Linked DNA regions of Homo sapiens: all the other regions are linked to region 1. The links are chromatin loops, found by intact Hi-C in ENCODE. Cell type or tissue: CD4-positive, alpha-beta T cell. All regions are shown on one strand. Each heading gives the region's core, and the rest is flanking DNA. Links, peaks and the distances in the headings are about the cores only.

Region 1 (7,829 bases), core at 1,326-6,325:
CGGTTAATTTTTTTGTATTTTTAGTAGAGATGGGGTTTCACCACCTTGGTTAGTCTGTTCTTGAACTTCTGACCTCATGATCCACCCGCCTCAGCCTCCCAAAGTGCTGGAATTACAGGCATGAGACACCGCGCCCGGCCCCAATTTTTGTATTTTTAATAGATACAGGGTTTCACCATGTTGGCCAGGGTGGTCTCGAACTCCTGGTCTCAAGAGTCCTCCCACCTCAGCCTCCCAAAGTGCTGGGATTACAGGCATGAGATACCATGCCCAGCCTGTCAAATCATGAACTTCTCTGGGTCTTAGTCCCATCATCTGTAAAATGGGGATAAAGTTGGTGGTTGCCATGACAACTCAAGGTCAACACTCAGCACCAAGCCTGTCACACTGTAGCTCCCAGTAAACAACAGCCCTCCCCAGACTTAGACCTGACCCCTGACCTTCCAAATCCCAGCTCATCCCAGACCCTCCTTTTCTCTCCCTGGCCCATGCTTTCTGGCTTTCCTTTGTGTCCAAAGCCTCAGGCCACATCTCTTGGAAGCATGGAGTCTGACTATCTGGGTTTAGATCTTGCCTCTGCTGCTCACTGGCCACGTGGCCCAGGGCAAGCCTCTTCATCTATCAAATGGGAACAATACAGTGAGATAAAAGGCTAGTCAAACACAGATCACTGGCTATCACTAAATACTGGTTTGTAATTCCAGAACTTCAGGAAGCTGAGGGGGGAAGATCGCTGAGGACAGGAGTTCAAGACCTACCTTGGCAACATAGCAAGACTCTGTGTCTATAAAAAAAAAAAATTAGCTGACCAGGTGGGGTGGCTCACGCTTGAAATCCTAGCACCTTGGGAGGTCAGGAGTTCAAGATCAGCCTGGCCAACATGGTAAAATGCTGTCTCTACTAAAAATACAAAAATTAGCTTAGCGTGGTGGTGTGCACCTGTAGTCCCACTTACTTGGGAGGCTGAGGCAGAAGAATCACTTGAACCCAGGATGCGGAGGCTGTATTGAGCTGAGATCTCACCAATGCAGCCTGGGTGACAGAGCCAGACCCTGTCTAAATAAGTAAATAAACAAATAAACACGAGTTGGGCCTCCAGAGCCTGAGTCTGGGGCCTGGAACTCACTGAACTGTTGGCCCTCTCTGAGCCTCAGTTCTGCTTCCTCCACAGCCATGAACCTCAGTTTCCTCATTTGTAAAATGGGACAACAGCCATACCCCTCACAGGGCCATCCAGGCCATGCACCCACCCGGACCCCCACCTTCTCAATTGGCCACCCAGGCACTTACTTTGCTGAACCGACTTGAGTCCGCGGAGGCAGGTGGCTGCGAGCAGGAAGCCACAGCCGGTAGGGGGTGTCCGGAACTCTCCAGCCAGGCTGCAGGCGGCCCCCAGGCAGAGCGGACCCATGGCGGCCAACTGAAGTGGGTGGTGGCGGCGGCCCAGCAGCAGCGCCGACAGGGCCAGGGTGAACAGAGGTGTGGTGGTAGTAACCAGTTGTGCCAGGTCCAGGGGCACAGCCCTTAGGCCCACGTTGCCGCAGGCCATGGACGTGCCAAAGGTGAGACTGAGCAGTAGGACTCGGCAGCGAGTGCCGCCTGGCATGGGGCGCCGTGCCCCCCGGTGGCATGCCAGGGCTGCCACCAGCATGTGCAGGGCCGACAGCAGCAGGGGCCGCCCAAAGCCGTGCACTGTGAAGATCCACTTGTTGAGGCTTGACATGCTGGCTCCCGCCAGCAGCCACACCAGTGCTGCCATGGCCACTCGGGCCCGGCCAGGCTGCCGGAGGGCCTGAGGGCTGCCAGGGGGCCACTCGGGGGGCCCAGCCGCCTGAGCACCACCAGCTGCTGCTCCTACTTCGGCTGAGGTCATCCTGCCATCATGGTGCTCCGGCGGGCAGCGGCACATCCGCACCAGTGAGGCTAGGGCAGGAGGCGGGCTCCCCAGTGACGACCTCTGGGCCACCAGAGAGTTCCGCTTGGGGCCAGGCTAGATCCTGGTTCCTCCGACCCCGTGTCCCGTTTCAGACAGGTGAGGACACTGCTTACTTGTGCCAGGCCTGTGCCAGCGATGTCTAGAAGCTAAGCTGTGTTTCCAGCTCAGACAGGGCAGAGCCAAGGTCGCGGCTGCTAGGATGCCAGGGTCTCCGATGCTCAAGCGTGGGCTCCAGGCACCTCTGCCCCGTGCCAGGTGGTCTCCACTTTCCTCCTCGCCTAGTGCCCACGTTATGCTTTTAGATGAAATCCTCGTTCCTTTTTTCTCTTCAGTCCCCAGGTCATTAGGGTGCGCGCAGATCCAGACCCTGGGAACTCCTGCGTGCTCTGGCCGTGACCAGGCCTGGCAGGGGGGCGATCTGGGCTCCGCGCCTGGCGGTGCCCGGCCCGGGGGGTCGCGGGCTCGCTGCCTCCCACAGCGCCCGGGCAGTGAGCTGACACCACGGCCCGTCCTCCGGCCGGTGCCTGGCGGCGAGCTAGGCGCGGATCCAGCAGGGCCTGCGCTCCAACTCCTGCTCTCTGAGGCTTTGGCTGCGGCTCTGGCTGCGGCTGTGACTCCGGCTGCGGCTCCTGCTGCGACTCACGCCCGGCTCCAGCTCAGGCCCGGCACGGCGGGCGCGGCGGTGCGCTCTTGACTCCGCCTCCGCCTCTGCCTCCCCCGCCGCCGCCCGCTCCCTACACGGAAAATTGGGCTGAGCACCCCAGCCAAGCCCCGCCCCAGGCCAAGCCCCGCCCCCGGACCGGGAGGGCGGTCTTGCCCCGCCCCAACGCCTCCCGCTCACAGCCCCTCCCCCATCGGCCTGGCATTTCCCCCATCAGCCCTCCTCCGCCCGGGGCCTGCGCATCTGCCCAGTAGACCCCCCCACGAGCTGGCGTGGTCAGCCTCTCTTCGCCGCCAGGGGGGACCAAGTCGCTCCCCACCCAGCGCCAAGGCGAGCCCTCCATGGAGATGAACGCGCATTGCTGGAGACACTGGGGTATCCCGCACAGCCGCCCAGGCTATCTTCAAGAAGCAGGGTAGTGAGGAGGGGCCCACAGCCCCCATCCTAGGACCAGTCTTACGCCCACCTGATCTCTGGCCACAATTATCTCGTGGGACCTCAGCATCCAGCAGAGCTGGATTACGGGGTCCCTTAAGGCACCTCCATCGCCCCTCCGTAGCCCCAGCATCCTCCCCAGCCTCCCAGTCCAGGGCGGCGCCCCCTGGGGACCCTCAGAGGGAAGCTGAATCACCAGGCAGGGATACCCACAGCTGCGGAAGTAGGTACCGCCGGCCGGCATCCTTCCCCGGCCAGCAGCCTCTGTCCGGTCCCCTGAGCACTCGAAGCTGACTCATAGCAGAACTTCCTGGGGTCCACCCTGTGCCCCAGCCCCGGCAAGACAGAGCCCTGGGCTGGGAGGCAGAGCGGTTGCCACTGAGCCCTTGTTCCTGTCTGGGTCTCGGTTTTCCCACCAGAACGACAGACGCTCTCTGAGGTCAGGATTGGGTAAACGGCGCGCCCCAGGGCAGAAGAGGTCCATCCAGATTCCAGGCTAGGCCAGGCCCTGGCCCCTCTGAGCTCTGAAGTCCGGGAGCACGAGGACCAAGGCCCAGCCATGTGCCCAGTATCAGATGTGAGCCTCTTTCCTGTTGTCGGTCTTCCTACTAGGCTCCTGCCCAAGAGGACCCAGCTCACCCCTTGCCTGTTGTCTAACCAGCAAATCCTTGATGACAGCAACCTGTCTTGAGACACAAGATCTCAAAGGGGTACCGCTGAACCCAGCCCGCTGCGCCCTCTGGTGGCCAGGCGCTGAATATAGCCCTCAATCCCCATCCCAATCACAGGACGCGGGTTTAAAATCCCCAGCCTCAAAGGAGGCCTGCTGAATCAGAGGCTCTCTGTCACGGGTGGGCCTGGGAATTTACATGGTCACATTTGCCTCTGTAAGTCCGACGCCCGCTGGAGCCTGCAGATCTCTGCTGAATAGCCTAAGCTACAGCGCAGGGGGTGCAGATAGGGAAATTTCCAGGCCAAGGACCAAAAAATGGTGGCATTTAGTGTTTCTCCAGAAAGGGTTGTGGAAAGGAAACTAAGCCAGCCAAAGCGGATGGCCCCTCTCCCGCACCCCCTTGCCATTTCCTGAGGAAGAGAAATCTGGGACCCCTAAGGGTTATAATTATCTTTGATATTTTGTCAGGTTTTTTTGTTTGTTTGTTTTCCAAGACCGAGTTTCGCTCTTGTTGCCCAGGCTGGAGTGCAATGGCACGATCTCAGCTCACTGCAACCTCTGCCTCCCAGGTTCAGGTGGTTCTCCTACCTCAGCCTCCCGAGTAGCTGGGATTACAGGCGTGCGCCACCAAACCCGGCTAATTTTTGTATTTTTAGTAGAGACAGGGTTTCACCATGTTGGTCAGGTTGGTCTCAAACTCTTGACCTCAGGTGATCCACCCACCCTGGCCTCCCAAAGTGCTGAGATTACAGGCGTAAACCACCACGCCCAGCCTGGATTTTGTCAGTTTTCTAGTAAGTCTCCTTTAGTAAAAAACAATAGTCTGGGTACAGTGGCTCATGCCTGTAGTCCCAGCACGTTGGGAGGCTGAGGCATGAGGATCACTTGAGCTCAGGAGTTGGAGACCAGCTTGGGCAACAGGGCAAAGCCTCGTGTCTACAGAAAATACAAAAATAAGCTGGGAGGCTGGCCGAAGAGGTTCACGCCTGTAATCCCAGCACTTTAGGAGGCCGAGGCTGGCGGATCACTTAAGGTCAGGAGTTGGAGACAGCCTGGCCAACATGGTGAAACCCCGTCTCTACTAAAAATACAAAAATTAGCTGGGTGTGGCGGTGGGCGCCTGTAGTCCCAGCTACTCAGGTGGCTGAGGCAGGGGAATCGCTTGAACCCGGGAGGCAGAGCTTGCAGTGAGCCAAAATCACACCACTGCACTCCAGCCTGGAAGAAATCGCACTACTGCACTCCAGCCTGGACGAAAGAGCAAGACTGCATCTCAAAAACAAACAAACAAACAAACAAACATGAGCTTGGCATGGTGGTGTCTGCCTGTAGTCCCAGCTACTCAGGGGATTGGGAGGGAGGATCCCTTGAGCCCAGGAGATGGAGGCTGCAGTGAGCTAAGATTGCACCACTGCACTCCAGCCTGGGTGACAAAGACCCTGCCTCAAAAAAAAATTTTTTTTTTTTTTTGAGAGAGTCTCGCTCTGTCGCCCAGGCTGGAGTGCAGTGGCACGATCTCAGCTCACTACAAGCTCCGCCTCCTGGGTTCATGCTATCCTCCTGCCTCAGCCTCCTGAGTAGCTGGGACTACAGGTTCACGCCACCACGCCCGGCTAATTTTTTGTATTTTTAGTAGAGACAGGGTTTCACCGTGTCAGCCAGGATGGTCTCGATCTCCTGACCTTGTGATCCACCCGCCTTGGCCTCCCAAAGTGCTGGCATTACAGGGGTGAGCCACCGCACCCGACCAAAACTTTTTTAAATTTAATTAAAAAATAATAAGAGAGAAAAAACCAACAACAGTAATATTTTTTTTTTGAGATGGAGTTTCGCTCTTGTCACCCAGGCTGGAGTGCAGTGGCACAATCTCAGCTCACTGCAACCTCTGACACCCCCCGACCCCGGGTTCAAGTGATTCTCCTGCCTCAGCCTCCCAAGTACCTGCCATCATGCCTGGCTAATTTTTGTATTTTTACTAGAGATGGGGTTTCACCATGTTGGCCAGGCTGGTCTCGAACTCCTGACCTCAGGTGATCCACCCACCTTGGCCTCCCAAAGTGCTGGGATTACAGGCATGAGCCACCTTGCTCAGCAACAATAATAATTTATATATACATAAATTTTATTGCCCTCTCCCTCTCCCTCTCCCCACGGTCTCCCTCTCCCTCTCTTTCCACCGTCTCCCTCTGATGCCGAGCCGAAGCTGGACTGTACTGCTGCCATCTCAGCTCACTGCAACCTCTCTGCCTGATTCTCCTGCCTCAGCCTGCCGAGTGCCCGCGATTGCAGGCACGCGCCGCCACGCCTGACTGGTTTTCGTATTTTTTTGGTGGAGACGGGGTTTTGCTGTGTTGGCCGGGCTGGTCTCCAGCTCCTAACCGCGAGTGATCTGCCAGCCTCGGCCTCCCGAGGTGCCGGGATTGCAGACGGAGTCTGGTTCACTCAGTGCTCAATGTTGCCCAGGCTGGAGTGCAGTGGCGTGATCTCGGCTCGCTACAACCTCCACCTCCCAGCTGCCTGCCTTGGCCTCCCAAAGTGCCGGGAGTGCAGCCTCTGCTCAGCCGCCACCCCGTCTGGGAAGTGAGGAGCGTCTCTGCCTGGCCACCCATCGTCTGGGACGTGAGGAGCCCCTCTGCCTGGCTGCCCAGTCTGGAAAGTGAGGAGCGTCTCTGCCCGGCCGCCATCCCATCTAGGAAGTGAGGAGCGCCTCTTCCCAGCCGCCATCCCATCTAGGAAGTGAGGAGCGTCTCTGCCCGGCTGCCCATCGTCTGAGATGTGGGGAGCGCCTCTGCCCTGCCGCCCCGTCTGGGATGTGAGGAGCGCCTCTGCCCGGCCGCAACCCCGTCTGGGAGGTGAGGAGCGTCTCTGCCCGGCCGCCCCGTCTGAGAAGTGAGGAGCCCCTCCGCCCGGCAGCCGCCCCGTCTGAGAAGTGAGGAGCCCCTCCGCCCGGCAGCCACCCCGTCTGTGAAGTGAGGAGCGTCTCCGCCGGCAGCCACCCCGTCCGGGAGGGAGGTGGGGGTCAGCCCCCGCCCGGCCAGCCGCCCCGTCCTGGAGGTGAGGGGCGCCTCTGCCCGGCCACCCCTACTGGGAGGTGAGGAGCCCCTCTGCCCGGCCACCACCCTGTCTGGGAGGTGTGCCCAGCAGCTCATTGAGAACGGGCCATGATGACAATGGCGGTTTTGTGGAATAGAAGAGGGGGAAAGGTAGGGAAAAGATTGAGAAATCGGATGGTTGCCGTGTCTGTGTAGAAAGAAGTAGACATGGGAGACTTTTCATTTTGTTCTGTACTAAGAAAAATTCTTCTGCCTTGGGATCCTGTTGATCTGTGACCTTACCCCCAACCCTGTGCTCTCTGAAACATGTGCTGTGTCCACTCAGGGTTAAATGGATTAAGGGCGGTGCAAGATGTGCTTTGTTAAACAGATGCTTGAAGGCAGCATGCTCGTGTCATCACCACTCCCTAATCTCAAGTACCCAGGGACACAAACACTGCGGAAGGCCGCAGGGTCCTCTGCCTAGGAAAACCAGAGACCTTTGTTCACTTGTTTATCTGCTGACCTTCCTTCCACTATTGTCCTATGACCCTGCGAAATCCCCCTCTGCGAGAAACACCCAAGAATGATCAATAAAAAAAAAAAAAAACAAACAAACAAACAAAAAAAAAACCACGGCCTTTGTTATGTTTCTTAATCTCTGTAAATTAGCATAGATGCCATCTCCTGTCTCCCCTCCCCCATTTTTGACATTGTCATGTTGATAGACCAGGTCAATTTTTCTTTAGAACTCTTCTTCTGGGTTTATCTGATTTTTTTCTTCGTGTTGTATTTCCCTGTATTTCTCCAGTGTATAACCTGTATATCACCTGTATTTCCTGTAAACTAGAAGTTATATATGAAGTCTTGACTGTATCAAATTAAAGAATTTTTAAAGCAAAAAAAAAATAAATAAAAATAAATAAATTTTATTTTATTTTTAAGATAGAGTCTTACTCTGTCACCCAAGCTGGAATGCAATGGCACAATCTTGGCTCACTGCAACCTCCAACTCCCAGGTTCAATCAATTCTTCTGTCTCAGCTTCCAAAGTAGCTGGAACTACAGGTGCCCACCACCATTTACAGCTAAT
Region 2 (5,000 bases), core at 1-5,000, 120 kb before region 1:
CTCCCCTGAGTCCACTCTAGAAGATACTGGAGGGAAAAAATTGTAACCTCACCACCTGTTTGGTGTTACCTCAGATTCTGGTCTTCTCTAGTCTGCTTGTGGCTACTTAATTTTCAGGGTGCTCAAATAGCTGCTCTGTGCATTCTGTCCACATTTTATTTTATTTTATTTTTGAGACAGAGTCTCGCTCTGTCACCCAGGCTGGAATGCAGTGGTGCCATCTCGGCTCACTGCAACCTCTTCCTCCCGGGATCAAGTGATTATCACACCTCAGCCTCCCCAGTAGCTGGACTACAAGCGTGCGCCACCACACCCGGCTAATTTTTGTATTTTTAGTAGAGATGGGGTTTCACCATGTTGGCCAGGCCGGTCTCGAACTCCTGGCCTCAAGTGATCGGCCTGCCTCAGGCTTCCAAAGTGCACGGATTACAGGCATGAGCCACTGTGCCTGGCCCTGTCCATGTTTCATAGCTGCAGAGTGAAACCTTCTCACTTAATCCTACCTGGAACTGGAACTGAGCAGAATTGGATTTTAAAAGACTCACTCTTGCTGTCCAGACTCTGGGAGGTCAGATAGTGAAACTGGGTTGGAGGCCAGGCAGATGGAGGGCAGTGGGCAGATGTGAAAGTGCTCAGGTCTGGCACTGACAGGATCTGCTGACAAGCTGCACATGAGGGATCAGGGAGGGCAGGACTCAAGGTGACACCCAGGTTCACTTCTTAGTCATCTGCCAGGTCTGGAAAGTGACCTGAGACCTTGGCTAGTACAGTTTCAAAGTAGTGAGTGGTGGGTCATATGCAGTGGGAAGAGGCCAGGAGAGAGGTTGAGGCTACAGGAGTGACAAAACAGCAATAAGGCTGGGTGCAGTGGCTCATGTCTGTAATCCCAGCACTTTGGGAGGCCGAGGCGGGCAGACCACTTGAGGTCAGGAGTTTGAGACCAGCCTGGCCAACATGGTGGAACCCTGTCTCTACCGAAAATACAAAAATTAGCCAGGTATGGTGGCACCCACCTGTAGACCCAGCTACTCGGGAGACTGAGACAGGAGAATCACTTGAACCCGGGAGGCGGAGGTTGCAGTGAGCCGAGATCATGCCATTGTACTCCAGCTTGGGCGACAGAGACTCTGTCTCAAAAAAAAAAGAAAAGAAAAGGAAAAAGAAAACAGCGATAAAACCAAGTCCCCCAGCAAGAGGGAGAAAATCACCCTTTGAAGCTGGCACTGCTTCAAAGGGGAGAAATGTCTCCACTGGAATCATTTGGGATTCATATGGCAGGGGGGACGCAGGGAGCGTGTAATGGCAGAGAGCTGAGGGGCTCAGCTGTGGATCTGGTTTTGTTCTATGCATGAGGAAGCAAGATCTTTTGCAGTGTGGCAGGAGGCAGCAGTGAAAATATACAGAGTAGCAAGGACGTCCCTGGGAGATGGGAGAGAAAGGTGGTGAGGGACTCACACAAAGGGGACAGGTACTGATCAAGGCCAGCAGATATTCTGGGTTTGAGGAGTGTGGTCTGCCTGGCTGGGAGGTGTCAACGCACAGCAGATACCCTGCGTTTGAGGAGTGTGGTCTGCATGGTTGGAAGGGGTCACCACACAGCAGATACCCTGGGTTTGAGGAGTGTTGTCTGCATGGCTGGGAGGGTCACTGCAGAACGTGGCTGCATAGCATGTGTACGTGTGCTCAGCAAAGGGCCCTATCACCCCTGCCTGAAGGTAGAAGGTGCAGAACTGACAGGTCATCACCCAAAGACTGACAATGTTACTTCCGTCAGCTGAGTGGCCACCACACTCCAGTGACTGCTGGGCAGTTTGTAGCATGATTTGATTTATCCCTCTTGACAACTCTAAGAGGTTTTTTTTGTTTGTTTGTTTTGTTTTTTTAATGGAGTCTCGCTCTGTCGTCCAAGCTGGAGTGCAGCGGCATGATCTTTGCTCACCGCAAACTCCACCTCCCGGGTTCGAACGATTCTTCTGCCTCAGCCTCCTGAGTAGCTGTGACTACAGGCGTGCGCCACCATGCCCAGCTAATTTTTGTATTTTTACTAGAGACGGGGTTTCACCGTATTGGTCAGGCTGGTCTGGAACTCCTGACCTCGTGATCCGCCCACCTCAGCCTCCCAAAGTCAAAGTGCTGGGGTTACAGGCGTGAGACACCATGCCTGGCCCCTAAAAGGTCTTTATCATTACATACACTTTGTGGGTGAAGAGACAGAGGCAGAGGGACCCACCTTATAAGTGACACAGTCTGGATTTGGGCCCAACCTGTCTAGTGCCTGGGCTGCCCCATGGTTAGACAGAGGACAAACAGGTGTGAAGGAAGCCAGACAACCAGGAGAGAGAGGAAGAACTCACCCCAGCAGGGATGAACCACAGGGCGAGGCCAAGTGAGAAAGGAAAAGAAAAACGCAACTGCCACCTGGAGGAGTCAGATCTGGAAGGGCACTGGAAGGGTAACTGCTGTGGTGGCCAGAACAGGGCTTCTGATTTTAAGATTACTGAGCCAGAGCCCACAGAGTCTGGAGGTGACCATGTGGGGGCAGAGGTGGACAGGGCCTAGTGGGGTCAGGCTGCGTGGGGACTGGTGCTCCACGTTAAGGCACAGCTGAAGATGCAAGAGCATGCCGACCAGGGAACGAGGCCCAGGGGTTGAGGACAAGCTCCATGGCCAAGGGCCCTGGTGGACCTGAGGGCTGAGACGGGTGGGGTGCAATCCTAGCAGAGGCACCAAGACACCAGGATTTGGAAGAATGAGTGGCACAGGGAGGGGAACGCTGAAGAGGGGCACAATCGACCAGTCCCTGGGCCAGGTTTGCCCCTCTTGGAGGGTGGGGGCTGCGTAGGTGAAAGTTCCTTCTCCTGGTTGGACTCTTCTCCCCAGAGGTCTCACATTCTGATGACCCTGTGGGGACCTTATAAAGACAGGTGAGCAAGCCAGCCCTGGTTGACTCAACATGCCCTCAGAAGGGCCTCAATCCAGCCACCAGATGGCAGCTGGAAATAAGACAAAGCTTCCCGAAGTCAAAAGAGGCCTACACTTCGGAAGCTGCTTAAACAACCAATCACACGGTCCTGGGGTTGCCTGATTCCTCATCAGAACAGCAGAAAACTCCATGCCCTTCCTCATATGAATTTTTCTAATAAAGGATAAGAAAGGAATGAGAATCTGATAATAAGGACTCTCTTGAAAGGCTGCTTGGTCCTGTGGTGAGCTCTGGTCTCTCTGGTGATATGGGGCCCTGTACATCTCCAGCCCAGCAGGGAAGTCTCCTGATCTGTGGCCCAGGACATCATCTGAGGTCCCAGCCATCAGCTGCCCAGAGCTCTGCACCCACTCTGCTCTAAGCGCCCCTGTGGGTCTGGCATGCCCAGTGGGTGTAAAGCATGACTGTTTAGTGGCCACGGCCTACACAGCTATAGATCTATAGATGTTGTCCATCAGCAGCTGAGAAGTGCCCACAGGGGGACACAAGTGAGCTGATCCTGGCTAGGGCGTTGGAGATGCGTGTGCTGAAAGCTAAGAGGTCAGGAAGATAGGGTCCCAGCAAGAAAGAGGAGAGGCTGCCCAGCAGAAAGAGTGGGTATACAGGAAGAAAGCAGAGGGGTCAAGGACGGGGAGTTTTTATGAGCTTGAAGACAGATGGGAAGATCAGTGATGGGGACAGGAAGATGTAGTCAGCAGAAAGCTATATGGCAATGGGAGGCTTTGAGATGGGGCAAGGGCAGCCCCAAGAGGCAATGACCAAAGCTGATCCAGAAGCCAGGGGGCTGGACAGGTCAACCCCTGCCCCAGCACAGCAGCAGGAGGTCCATGCAGAGGAGCTCCAGGTGGAGAAGTCAGACACACATGGAGACCCCAAGATGAGGCCGGCGGGGCAGGACAGCACAGCACACAGGCTTCCCTGAGGCCAAGGGAGAGCCCTCGGGGGTGACACAAAGGACATGGGGAAGGTAAGGCAGCTTGCTACAGAGCAGGGTGGGGTGTAAGCCAAGGGGCACGGGGAAACAGTGAGGTGCCTACTCCACCCCAGGTACAGCTCTTCTCTCCTCTGCATGGGCCAGCATACCTGTGCTGCCCACATGAGTCTCTCCTCAGCCCCAAACAGTGAGCTCCTTAAAGGCCAGGTCCAAGCCTGTGCCTGTTCATCTCTGAGTTCCCTGCATCTGGCTCAGCCCCCAGGACACACAAGGACACCAATCAAAGCCTGCTGAGGGACATATGCATGCACTTTAGTGCATAAGAACCATTTTGCCTTTCAGTGACCTTGCAGGATTGCGTTGCTTTCTTTCACAGAACAGGAGCCTTCCAATGTCAACAATAAACAGGAACTATAAACAGAGGGAGTGTGCAGGGAAAACACATCCAGGGAGTTTCAGCATCTTCTCACGCACTTGGAAAAGTCTGCCCAATTTTTGGCTGAAGTCCAGCCAAAAGATTCAAAGGAAAATCTATTTTTTCCCCAAGCAGCAGAAAGAAAGACTCAGAGTAATTCTCTCAAGTGCTGTGTGCCTCTGATTTCTTGGAGTTTGATCAATGTGACACAATATTTGGGCATAACAATTAAGAACAAATAAATTCCACACAGGGAACAATGTGTCATCCAGCCCCAAATACACAGGTGGAAGGGAATGTGAGAGCTGCCACCAGGCAAAACGGAAGGAATACCAAACTGGCTGGAGAAAAGGCCACTGCATTCCAGGGCATTCTACAGGACATGCTTGCTTCACTGCTTTCAAATCCCTCTCATAACTTCAAATATGTGGAAAAAGTTTGTTTCCCCCTGAAGGGTTGCAGGCAAATATGCCCTTCTCCTGGGGATAAGTCCAATAATAACTCTTTTCAGAGGGAGCCAAATAACCCGTGTTCAAACCATCACATGCAAAATCCTTGGGAAAGCACATCATCCCGCTCTGTGGTGGCTGCTGACCAAAGACGGTTTGGCCTGGAGTGGACAGGTGACTTCTACACTCTGGCCACTGAGCCTGTCCAGCCCTCCCATC
Region 3 (5,000 bases), core at 1-5,000, 520 kb before region 1:
TGTTGGTCAGGCTGGTCTCAAACTCCTGGAGGTCATTTTCTCATACTTTTCTCAGTGAGTCCTTTTAACAGTTCATTGAGGAAAGAAGTATTTGTGGCCACTTTACAGAGGAGGAAGCTGAAGTTCAGAGAGGTGAGGAAATGTGACCAAGGTCACACAACAAGGAAATAGAGCCAGATTCAGTGCTTCCAAGTCCAGAAGGGTGAACTAGAAGTAGGGCTGCCAGATAAAATACAGGATATGCCCAATTAAATTTGAAGTTCACATAAACATCAAATTTTAAAAAATATAAATATGTCCCAAATATCACCTGGGACATACTTACATTTAAAAATTATTATGCTGGGTGCGGTGGCTTATGCCTGTAATCCCAACAGTTTGGGAAGCCAAGGCAGGAGGATCGCTTGAAGCCAGGAATTTGAGACCAGCTTGGGCCACATAGACCCCATCTCTACTAAAAGTTTTAAAAATTAGCCAGGCGTGGTGGTGCACGCCTATAGTCCCAGTTACTCAGGAGGCAGAAATGGGAGGATCACTTGAGCCCAGGAATTCAAGGCTGCAGTGAGCCATGATTGTGCCACTGCACTCCAGTCTGGGCAACAAAGCAAGATCTTGTCTCAAAAGAAAAAAAAATTACATGTTCTTTATCTGAAATTCAAAATTAACTTGACTTTTCTTTTTTGCTAAATCTTTGGTAGAGGGAATGCCTACACCTTGACGGCATAAAAGGGCAGAGCCTAGGACTGTGGGGTCTGGGAGAGAAGTGAGAGTGACTTCGCGACCCCTTCTCAGGCCTCAAGGAGGAGGCCCAGGCACTAGCACCAAGCCACCAGGGTCTACACAAACCAGGGTCTACACAGCTCCCGGACAGGTGTCTAGAAACTTTCCCAGGATGTAGGGCAATGAACACTTAAAGGGACAAAGGCCCTCAGACTCTCCCCAACCCTGTACCACATTTATTCACCCTCCTCCATACCAAGAAATTACCCTATCCTTTGTCCTCCATGTTCAGACCAAAAACCTGGGAATCATTCTTGTTTCCCCAATGCTACATGTAGAGCTGTGCTATCCGAAACAGTGGTCTTCGGTCTCATGTGGCTGAGTGCTTGAGATGGAATCCAAATTGAAATGCACAATAAGTGTAAATAAAATACACACAGGATATCAAAAACTTGGTACCAAAAAAGGGTGTAAAATGGCTTGTTAATAATTTAAAAATAGTGATTACATATTGAAATAATATTTTACACATCGGATCACATAAAGTGTATTATTAATCTTTTTTTTTGAGACCGGGTCTCACTCTCTCATCCAGACTGGAGTGCAGTGGCAGGATTGATCAAAGTTCATTGCAGCCTGAAGTCCTGGACTCAAAGTGATCCTCCCACCTCAGCCACCAGGGGTGCACCACCAGGTCCAGCTCACAAAATGTCTTATTAAAATTACTTTCACCTCTTTCTTTTATGTTCTCGATGGCTAGAAAATTTCAGATTACATTTGTGGCTAGCATTGGAATTCTGTTGACCAGTGTGGGTGCAGACATGGTCTGATTTGTTCATCTGTAAAATAGGTTTGGAGAGGTGGAGTCATTGGCTCATAGTCATACGCAGCGTCCAACCTTGGCATAGTGGGATGGGAAATCAGGTTATTTTGAACCCTGAGCCCATGGCTACCCGTCAGCCCCCTGGGCTGACATTTGACCTCTTCCAGAATCATATGCCCTCCTGAAACCACAACCAGTCCTCAGTGGAGACCTAAGGTATGCTCGCCCATCCTAGTGTGGGGACTTGGGGGTGGGGGTGGGGGCGGGGGCTTCCTGAATGGGATTGTAACCCCCCACCAAATTCACCTTGCCTGCTGCCTAGACAGAGCCGATTTATCAAGACAGGGGAATTGGAATGGGGAAAGAGTAATTAATGTAGAGCCGGCTGTGGGGGAGACCCGAGTTTTATTGTTACTCAAATCAGTCTTCCAGAGCATTTGGAGATCAGAGTTTTTAAAGATAATTTGTAGGGGCTTAGGAAGTGGGGAGTGCTGATTGGTCAGGTTGGAGATGGAATTATAGGGGGTCGAAGGGAGTTTTTCTTGCTGTCTTCTGTTCCTGGGTGGGATGGCAGAGCTGGTTGAGCCACATTACTTGTCTGGGTAGTGTCAGCTGATCCATCCAGTGCAGGGTCTGCAAAATACCTCAAGCACTGATCTTAGATTTTACAATACTGATGTTATCCCCAGGAGCAATTTGGGGAGGTTCAGACTCTTGGAGCCGGAGGCTGCATGACCCTAAACTGTAATTTCTAATCTTGTAGCTAATCTGTTAGTCTTGCAAAAACAGACTGGTCCCCACCAGGCAAGAAAAGGGTCTTTTTGGAAAAGGGCTATTACCAATTTTGTTTCAGAGTCAAATGATTAACTGAATTCCTTCCCAAAGTTAGTTTGGCCTACGCCCAGGAATGAACAAGGTCAGCTTAAAGGTTAGAAGCAAGATGGAGTCGGTGAGGTCTGATTTCTTTCAGTGTCATGATTTCCTCAGTTATAATTTTTGCAAAGGTGGTTTCAGGATGGCTAAGCCAACATCTGAAGGATGAGTAAGAACAAGCCAGGTAAAGAAGGGGGAAAAGTGTTTTAGGCAAAGGGAACAGCATGTGCAAAGGCTCTTAGAGAGTGTGTTAATTGAGAATATGAATGTAGTTCCGTGTGGTTAGAACAGAGATGTGGGGAGTAGGTGAGGTCAGCTGGGCTCAGATCCTGCAGTGCCCACCAGGCTTCAGCATGAGCCTCTCTGGTCAGAAGACAGATGTAGACAGTGGAGAGAACTGGCTATGTTTGTGTTTTAGAAAGATTGGGCCTGCTACCGTTTGGAGAACCACTGTTCCAAGAGATAAAATTGAGAACCAGAGAAGAAAAGGGCTTGTTCAGGGTCATATAGCGAATCAGAGCCAAGAAGGACTAGGCTAGCAGGCACAACCGACCAGGAAAGGAGCAGACAGCCTTGTTCAGGAGTCTCAAGGAGGCACTGGCATGGGGTGTCCACTAGATGACAGCAGAGGCTGGACCAAACTCCAGGGGCTTCGGGCAGGACCCACCCTGCTTTTCCACAAGCCTTCCTCTTTCCATTTCCCTGGTCTGGGCATCAGAGGGCCTCTTTCCTAACCCTTTTCTCCAGACCCCAGAGCAGCAAGGAGAGCCCTGGGTGTCAGGAGGCTCAGAGACTAGCCCTAGCTCCATTTCCCCTCTGCCATTGACATAGGGCAAATTCAAAGATTAAAAACTGCTTGAGAACTTGAGTCTTTGGCTGTAGAAATAGAAGTGGCATTATTAGTCTACCAGGAGCCACATTCTGTAGTTAGATCTCCTGCTGAGCCTCTTGATCCTCCTTTAATGCTCCCTGTCCACCCACCCTCTTCATTCTATCTTGTGAGTTAGACTCCCAGAGACTGTCAATGGCCCCAAGGCCCAGGCCAGCCCTAAGAGGGAAGGAAGGGATGTGAGCTAAGTTCTCTGAGTTAGAGCCAACACAAACAGCCCAGGTTTAAACCTCAGCCAAGGGGCCTTGTGTAGAACAAAATAGTGGATATGTCGCAGAGCTTTGGGCAAATCTGATCTCCTCCTAGGGCCTCCATTGTGAAATGAGGTGAAGAGTCCCTGGGTGTCTTCACTTCACTCCTGCTGGGCAGGGTTACCAGATATAGTAAACAAAAACACAGGATATGCAGTTAAATTAGAATTTCAGATAACTAAAAAAGTAATTGCAGCCAGGCACAGTGGCTCATGCCTGTAATCCCAGCACTTTGGGAGGCCAAGGCAGGCAGATCACTTGAGGTCAGGAGTTCAAGACCAGCCTGGCCAACATGGTGAAACCCTATCTCTACGAAAAATACAAAAATTAGCTGGGTGTGGTGGCGGGAGCCTGTAATCCAAGCTACTCAGGAGGCTGAGGCAAGACAATCGCTTAAACCCAGGAGGTGGAGATTGCAGTGAGCCGAGATTGTGCCACTGCACTCCAGCCTGGGTAACAGAGCAAACTCCATCTAAAAAATAAAAATAAAAATAAATAATAATAATTGCAATGTTTGGGCATATACTTACATAAAAATTATTTATCGTTTTCTGAAATTCAAATGTAACTAGACTTTTTTTTTTTTATCTGACAACTCTAGTACTGGGACATGGTAGGATGTCAAGTGGTGTTGGAACAGGAGGGGAGTGAATCTTGCACTCAGCATCATTCTATCCCATACCCCAAGGTCCTTTGGGGCTTCATTGTCCAGGTAGGTAGATCTCTCACAGCCCATTCTGCCCCTTGTTTCTACTGGATTTCCCTATAGTTTCTGGCTTACTGTGAGGCATTCCCCTCAGTGAGCTCCTTCCCCAACTCTGATCTTCACTGCACTCCAGGGAAGAAAGAAAAGTAGGCATAAGCATCCCAATCAGTAGAGTGTATAACAGGGATTCAGCCAAAGTAACTGACTTGCCCAAGGCTGCCCAGGAGGGGAAGTGGAGCTAGGGGTTGAACCCAGGGTATAGGGAAGGATCTCCTGGGCTTCTTAGAACCCCACTAGCAGGCTGGAGTCATCTGGGGACATACAAGGAGCCCACATTCTACAGCCTGGTGAACTGAATATCAGGTCAGTCACACCACCATCTTGCCTGGCTTCTGCCCTCAAGTGCCCTCCTTAAATGAAGATCTCATTTGTCAAAGGCTACTGTGTGTCAGTCACTGAGGCACTTTAGTTACACTCACATTAATCCTCATGGCATAAATGTTATTATCTCCGCTTTACCAATGAGGCCCAAAGAGGCAAAAAGACTTGGCTGAGATCACACAGAAAGTGAGAAAAAGTCTAGGTCTCAAATTTGGGTCTGATCTGGGCTTATTCCATCCTACCATACTGCCTTCCCTACACCAATGGTGTTAGATACACCTGGAGTTTTTAGGTGGAAGACTAATCTGCAAACAATAACAGTTTTGTTTCTTCCTTTCCAAACTTGACAATTTGTAT

The links. Hi-C counts contacts between places; a loop is a spot of excess contacts. Peaks named below come from ENCODE experiments on the same cell type or tissue, not always from the same donor. Only the 100,000 strongest peaks of a DNase experiment are listed, where the experiment ranks them.
Region 2: a loop joins it to region 1, with 12 times the contacts of the local background. A loop is called at or near these places in 93 of 110 quality-filtered maps.
Region 3: a loop joins it to region 1, with 5 times the contacts of the local background. A loop is called at or near these places in 13 of 110 quality-filtered maps.

The regions. Positions count from the first base shown.
Region 1 is chr22:30,630,531-30,638,359 of GRCh38, reverse strand. It overlaps SLC35E4 (solute carrier family 35 member E4), which reads right to left and starts at 2,579. Exons shown (of 2, transcript NM_001001479.4): 1 at 1,291-2,579. The coding sequence starts at 1,909. RefSeq lists a silencer at 2,372-2,821 and an enhancer at 3,153-3,857. In CD4-positive, alpha-beta T cell, for the core only: a CTCF peak has its summit at 3,781 (motif pointing left); DNase peaks (open chromatin) are centred at 1,859, 2,699, 3,349, 3,759 and 1 weaker place; H3K4me3 peaks cover 2,325 bases; H3K27ac peaks cover 880 bases.
Region 2 is chr22:30,753,574-30,758,573 of GRCh38, reverse strand. All of the region lies in intron 2 of OSBP2 (oxysterol binding protein 2), which reads right to left. Among named protein-coding and RNA genes, the nearest start is that of MIR3200, 25 kb to the right of the region's middle. RefSeq lists a silencer at 2,903-3,052. In CD4-positive, alpha-beta T cell, for the core only: no CTCF peak of the experiment used is centred there; a DNase peak (open chromatin) is centred at 2,993.
Region 3 is chr22:31,147,218-31,152,217 of GRCh38, reverse strand. No RefSeq gene overlaps it. Among named protein-coding and RNA genes, the nearest start is that of PLA2G3, 9.2 kb to the right of the region's middle. RefSeq lists a silencer at 4,166-4,344. In CD4-positive, alpha-beta T cell, for the core only: a CTCF peak has its summit at 3,071 (motif pointing right); a DNase peak (open chromatin) is centred at 3,017.